2 separate regions of the Homo sapiens genome follow, and region 1 is linked to region 2. Evidence: chromatin contacts called from ENCODE Hi-C data. All regions are on one chromosome and are shown on one strand. Each heading gives the region's core, a stretch centred on a gene start or an enhancer-like site at or near the end of the contact. The rest is flanking DNA. Distances are from core to core; before and after follow the strand shown. Region 1 has its middle 62 kb from the start of FHL2. Region 2 holds the start of UXS1 (UDP-glucuronate decarboxylase 1).

Region 1 (3,080 bases), core at 180-2,679, 730 kb before region 2:
ATAGAAACATTCAGACCACAGCAAAGGTTTTGTACTGTCTCAAAAAAAGCAGCTATGTAACTGGTGATAATAACGTACTGTGACATATCCATTCTTCGAATGCATAAAGTTTACTCTGTTTTTTCATAATCATCTATTTCTGTGTAATCCTGGCACTTTGGGAGGCCAAGACGGAAGGATCGCTTAAGTCCAGGATTTTAGGACCAGCCTAGGCAATGTAGTGAGATCCTATCTCTACAAAAAGAAATTTTTTAATTTAAAAAAAAGAAAAACATTAACTGGGCGTGGTAGCTCACACCTGTGATCCTGGCTACCTGGGAGGCTGATGTGAGAGGATTATTTCAGCTTGGGAGTTTGAGGTTGCAATGAACTGAGATTGTACCAGTGCACTCCAGCCTGGGTGACAGAGTGAGACTCTGTCTCAAAAAAAAAAAAAAAAAAAGTATAAGGAAGAAGGCATCCCAAGTTAATATTCAATTTAGGACGGGAATCAAACAGAGAGGACTTTGAGTAAGGAGGCAATACTCATTTTCCCTTGTGAAGCTATTCATTGATTTTAAAACACTTAAGGTGGGAAGGAGGTAGAAGAAGAAGTCCAGATTATAAAATAAAACAACAACAAAACAAAAACATCCTATTTCTTTTTTCTCAAAGCCAACCTCTCCAATAAAGGGTGAGACAGCCAGTGGTGGGAAGTTTGAGTAGCAGAGGTAAAAGGTTACTTCCAAGGGTTTTAGAATTCAGTATGAAAAAAACAATTAATTCAGCAGAAAAGGAAGCCTTTAGGTATTTGGCCTCACATTGATAAGTGTGGTACCCAATTAGCTCTTTATTCTAGAAAGTTTAAGGGTCGCTCTGTTCTCCCACTGTGCTAGCACATCATGAGAGGTGGATGAAGACATTAAGGTAAATGATTTTGTCCTGCTTTAATCTCTTGTTTTGATATACCTGGGCATATCCAGATGAAGACAGTTAAACCCAGAATGTCATTAACTCTGTGTTCTTTATGTGGATAATGAACTTCCTCTTACGCCCATCAGTGGGCTCTGAAGGGTCATTGATTGTAAACTCCTTTGGCTTAAGAAATTCTAGTCTTGACTCCAGAACTAATGTGCAGGTCTGAAAAGAATGTGTGCATTGGCCGATGTCCCTGAGAAAGCCAAACAAGCAAACAGAAACTAATCAGGAATATCTGCAGCTTTCAGTGATCATGTTCTCTTCTTCATAAATTGAGATATTTATGGAAAGTCAGCTTTTCTAAGTAAGCTGTTTTCAGTAACATTCCAGAAGCAAGAAACTCAAGGTCTGTTTTGCTTAATGGAGAAGAAAAATGTAGGAGGGAGAGGGAAAGGGGAAAGAAGTGGGGCAAACAACAGAGCAAAAGGCTGATGCACGTAACTGGGTTTGGAAGAGCTAGAGTTCCACGTCAGATGTCTGGAAACCTTGGCTAGCACTGCTGGGGCCAAGGCCTCTGACCCTGGTATGATTTTCCAGCGGCCTTATCATCTGAATTGGCCAGACTGAACTTAGGTTCTCCTCCAGGGCTGCCCGTCTGCAGCTGGGGGCTTGGATCCCACTGCACCCTTTTTCTGTGGTTCTGTTTGTCCCCTTCAGTGTCTCTCCACTATTTCCTCTTGTCTTAAGTGGTCCATGTCACACACTCATGCACTCACCTGGCTGTTGGCACATGAGTTTGCAACCTCTGGACCCTCTCTTAAAGGTTGTAGATTCAGTAGTGAAAGTTTCTTACCAGGTTCCAAAGGGATGCAAAAATTGGGACAGGAAGGTACCTGCCCCCAATATGTCCCATCAATACCTACCTGGCAGTTCTTCTTATGCACATAGCCGTGACTTTGTAAGTTTTGACAACGCTAAGTTGACCTAACCACACAGACCTACCCACTGGTGACTCCTAACCCACTTCAATCTCATGGTGTGAGCATGTGTTGAGTCTCCTAAGAAGCTCCTTGGAAAAAAGAAGACAGTCCTTGTGGCTCATGCCAAAACCAACCTCTCCTGCCCCATCCACCACAGCTACACTTACACACAGACATCAATCCCAGGATCAATCTGTACATGTTGATTTCTATGTGAGGCCTATGAAGACTTCCATGATCTCCATCCTTCCAGCCTGGGGCTATTTTGGACTTTTACAGAGATTTGGAAACCAGAGTGGGAACCATACTGCCAAATAATTTGGCAGAAAAGCAGTTTATAGAAGAGCAGCAATTCAGAGTGTGGTCTTATCTCTGTGACTGGGGGTTGGCTATCAAGCACAAGCTGGCTCTGCAGCTTGAAAAAAGATGCAGAGTTTGGGCATGGTGGCTCACACCTGAAATCCCAGAACTTTGGGAGGCCAAGGCGGGAGAATCGCTTGAGCCCAGGAGTTTGAGACCAGCCTGGGCAACATAACAAGACCCTGCCCCTACAAAAAATACAGAAATTAGTTGGGCATGCTGGTGTTTAACTGTAGTTCCAGCTATTCAGGAGCTGAGGCAGGAGGATTGCTTGAGTCTTGGAGGTCAAGGCTTCAGTGAATAAGCTGTGATGGCACCACTGCACTCCAGCCTGGACGAGAGAGCAAGACTCTGCCTCAAAAAAAAAAAAAAAAAAAAAAAAGTGCAGAGCAGGTTCCTTTGCAGTGCCTGAGTGTTGGTAGACATACGTGCCTGTGGCTATTACCTATCCCTTAAGGGCTAAGAAAGTGTTTTCAAAAATCTCATATACTGGAAATTTAGTTCTTTCCCTAATAAAAATTCTGGTATCAGCTCTTAGGATAATTTTTTATCCAATTATAAGTGTTTTACCTACTAATTTCAGAAATGAAAAACACTGTTATTCTCACCATCTAGAGTTAGCCATTGCTAATAGTATGGTTTATTTATTTCTGTTAAATAAAAGGCATGGGAGGTTATTGTTTTCGACTGAGCCCTGCACTGGGCCCCAACAGACCAGACAAATCAGAGTGGTGTCATTTATGTAGGTGCCAGCTGATCAAACTGAACTTTAACAGTTTTCCAAAAAATGAGATTCACACAACCAACCAGAAGGGTTCCAGTTTACCTGAGCTGGCATGATAA
Region 2 (2,883 bases), core at 63-2,562:
TTTAGACTAGTTCTTCCTCCCTTGCAAAACTACACACATCTAACACCCATCCGACGCCTGAAACCTCCCCTAGCAACCCGGAGTCCTGCTGGGGTTTTCCAGCTCCACCTCCTGAACAGCTGGGCTGTAGCACACAGGCTGGATCTACTCATACTTGCCTTCCTAGAGCTCAACTGAAGTCACTTCAGACAAGTGAAGTACCCACTCACCTCTGGAATCAGATCTTGGTAACGCCAACAGGTTAGCAGGTGATTTCATTTCAGTGTGTGTCTGGGTGGCTAGCATTCAAACGCAGCTCACACTGGGAGCTATTTCTAGTCCAATTTTGCTACTTGGTAACGTATTAATAGCATCAATTAAAACATTCCCAACGAATAGATCTTTAAAAGGACGGTTTCTGACTTCCCTAACAAGCAGAGGGCCGACCACCTGCCTGCGAAGTGCCCCTCCTGCCCTGTCTCCAGGCAGCATGCTGTGAGCGATGACAGAAACTGGACCCGCGCACAGAGAAGCTGCAGGCACGCCCTGCCCGGCCACCCAGCTGCCTGCCTGCTTCGCCCGGCCGCCGAGCCCCGGGGGAAAACCTAGAATGGGGATGCCGGTGCGCCCCGACACCTGGGCACGGCCGCGGGCCGGGGAGCCGCCCACACTTGGCTCCCCAAGAGTTAAACGCTGAGTAATTTTCCTGAGGAGCAAACAGTCGGAGCGGGGGCTCTGCCAATGGCCACAGTATTTTTATCCGACTTAACCGACACCGCGGCGCGACCTCGGCTGTCCCCAAGGGTATCCCCACGCGGCACGCTCCGGAGTCCCCGACCGGGACCCTCGCCGGCTCCCAGCGCGACATGGACGACAGCGCCGCCGCCGAGTCCCCCGCGCCCGGGCAGGAGGCAGAGACCTGGGGCCGCCCGAGGACTGCTAGGGGCCCCTCCGCCCGGGGTCCGCGCCCGGGCCTAAGCGGTAGGGGGTGTGCGCCCAAGTTGGCCCGCTTTGCTGCAAGAGTGGAAAGGGGTGGGAGCAGAAAGCGCCGGCCCCGCCCGGGGCGGGGAGCAACGCGGGGCTGCAGGGCCGCCTCGGGGCCCCGAACCACCGCCGCCCGGCCCACCGCGGCGCCGGGGAATGAATGGGGCTCCCCAGCTGGCAGCGGGCGCGCACTCACAGGCGACGTAGGCCAGCAAGGCGATGCCCAGCAGCAGCTTCATCCTCCTGCGGTTGACGGCAGACACGAGGCGCAGCAGCGCCTTGCTCACCATCCCCGGGAGCCGCGCGGGTCCAGGGCCCTACCGCGCGGGGGCCCGCCTGCTGCACAATGCGCGGCGGCGGCGGCGGCAGCGGCCCCGAGAGCCCCGCCTCCTGCCGCCGCGCGCCCCCGCCCCCGCGCGCCTGCTTCCTGCTGGCGGGATCACCGCGCAGGCGCGCCTCCACCCCCTTCCTCCGGCTCCGCCCCCGCCCCTCCGGCTTCTCTACCCGCAGGCGCAGTTGCCGCCTTTCTTGCCTTGGTTTTCGAAGAATGTGACCTGGAGGGCTGGTGGGCGGTGCGGCGCGCCGCGGCGCATGCGCGTTCCGGTCTGTTTTCCCTGAGTTAAAGCGCGCGGGTGCCAGCCGGGAGGTGCGGCTGGATTCGTTTCGCTGAGGTGCGTCCCCAACCCAAGGGCACGACTGCAGTGGCCAGTTTCCGAGCCCCGCCCGGAGGGGGGCACGCGGTGGGCATTCCGGTGTTGCAGTGAAACGAAACTTATTTGCTAAACTTGGCCGAGCCTTAGAAGTTGAATGCCTGCCTCAGAAAGTTGCCTCGTTCTCTGGGCTGTTTAGTTGGCTTTTTTTAGTTAGAATATCGGCAGCGAAAATGATAAATCCCCTAAACCTTGCCGAAGTAAAAACTGGCTGCGTTTTTTTTCCTTGGCTATGATCAACTGGGGTGCCTTTGTTTTAATAATAGTCTTTTATTATTATTTTAAAAAGCAGTGCTAAGTATATTAATTTAGGATAGACTTGGAAAAGAAAAGATGAAATTGCGCTGTCTCTGCCTAGAGAAAAACCCTGACCATGTTGTCGTGTGTGTTTCATTCAATCTTTTTGTTGAGTATATCTGTTTTATGAGTGCTGTACTGATTGCATAGGAGGTACCTGTGTTTAAAAAGCATTTACTGAATGATGATTACAAGCAAGGAGATGTATCAGAAGATCCACAGATAATCGGAAGCTTGTCATTGGATCTGGAGAGAGCTGGTCCCATGGAGGAAAAAAAGACAGGTACACACAGATGTGTGTGATGCCACATTAAGAGAGATCCCGGATTTGGGATCTGCAGGCTTCAAGAGGTCATCTTCAGCTATACGGAGAAGTTGAAGTCAGCAGCGGCTCTCCTACCTCTTGGAACCTCAGGCCATTTTGCAAAACTTAATAGATCACCCTCCTTTAGATTTATTAGAAACCTCCAAGAAAAGGAAATATGGCAGCTGGTACTAAAGCAGCAGCTTTATGTTACATCTTTCAAACTATAGTGCAAATGATGTGATTCTGATAAAACCTACCTCCATCCTACCCCTCCCCTAAACCTGTTGAGAATCCCTGACTAGGAGGAAACACTGAGCGGTTTGCTAAGGCGGATTGCCCCTGCTATGCATGCTGCCCATAGATGGAGTGGACTTCTTTCGAGAAGCCCAGCTCCCTGACTCTGACGTGTCCAAGGAGGCTGCCAAGTGACAAAACACCTGGCATGGGAGCCTGAGTCCTGGGTTCCCAGAGGGGCCAGGCCCCCAGAGCACACCAGTTTGGAACAAATCGATTTTGTTTGTAAGTCTGCATTTCCTCGTGGCTTTCTGGCTATGGTTTTTGAAAAGAGAACTAGAGCAAGTGGAGCTCTAGGCCTTTCCCATTCCA

Evidence for each region. Hi-C counts contacts between places; a loop is a spot of excess contacts on that map. Pooled maps may share reads with other maps.
Region 1: a loop to region 2 is called in a pooled map of gastrocnemius medialis, with 5 times the contacts of the local background. The contact joins the enhancer-like site here to the promoter of UXS1 in region 2. A Hi-C loop is called at or near these places in 1 of 50 pooled maps.

Annotation. Positions count from the first base shown.
Region 1 is chr2:105,459,147-105,462,226 of GRCh38, forward strand. No RefSeq gene overlaps it. Among named protein-coding and RNA genes, the nearest start is that of FHL2, 62 kb to the left of the region's middle. Within about 2 kb of position 1,430, at least 2 of the 41 ENCODE cell types and tissues checked have a DNase peak (open chromatin) inside an H3K27ac peak, as active enhancers do.
Region 2 is chr2:106,192,989-106,195,871 of GRCh38, forward strand. UXS1 (UDP-glucuronate decarboxylase 1) reads right to left here and starts at 1,313. Exons shown (of 15, transcript NM_001253875.2): 1 at 1,160-1,313. The coding sequence starts at 1,253. RefSeq lists an enhancer at 406-455 and a silencer at 786-1,395.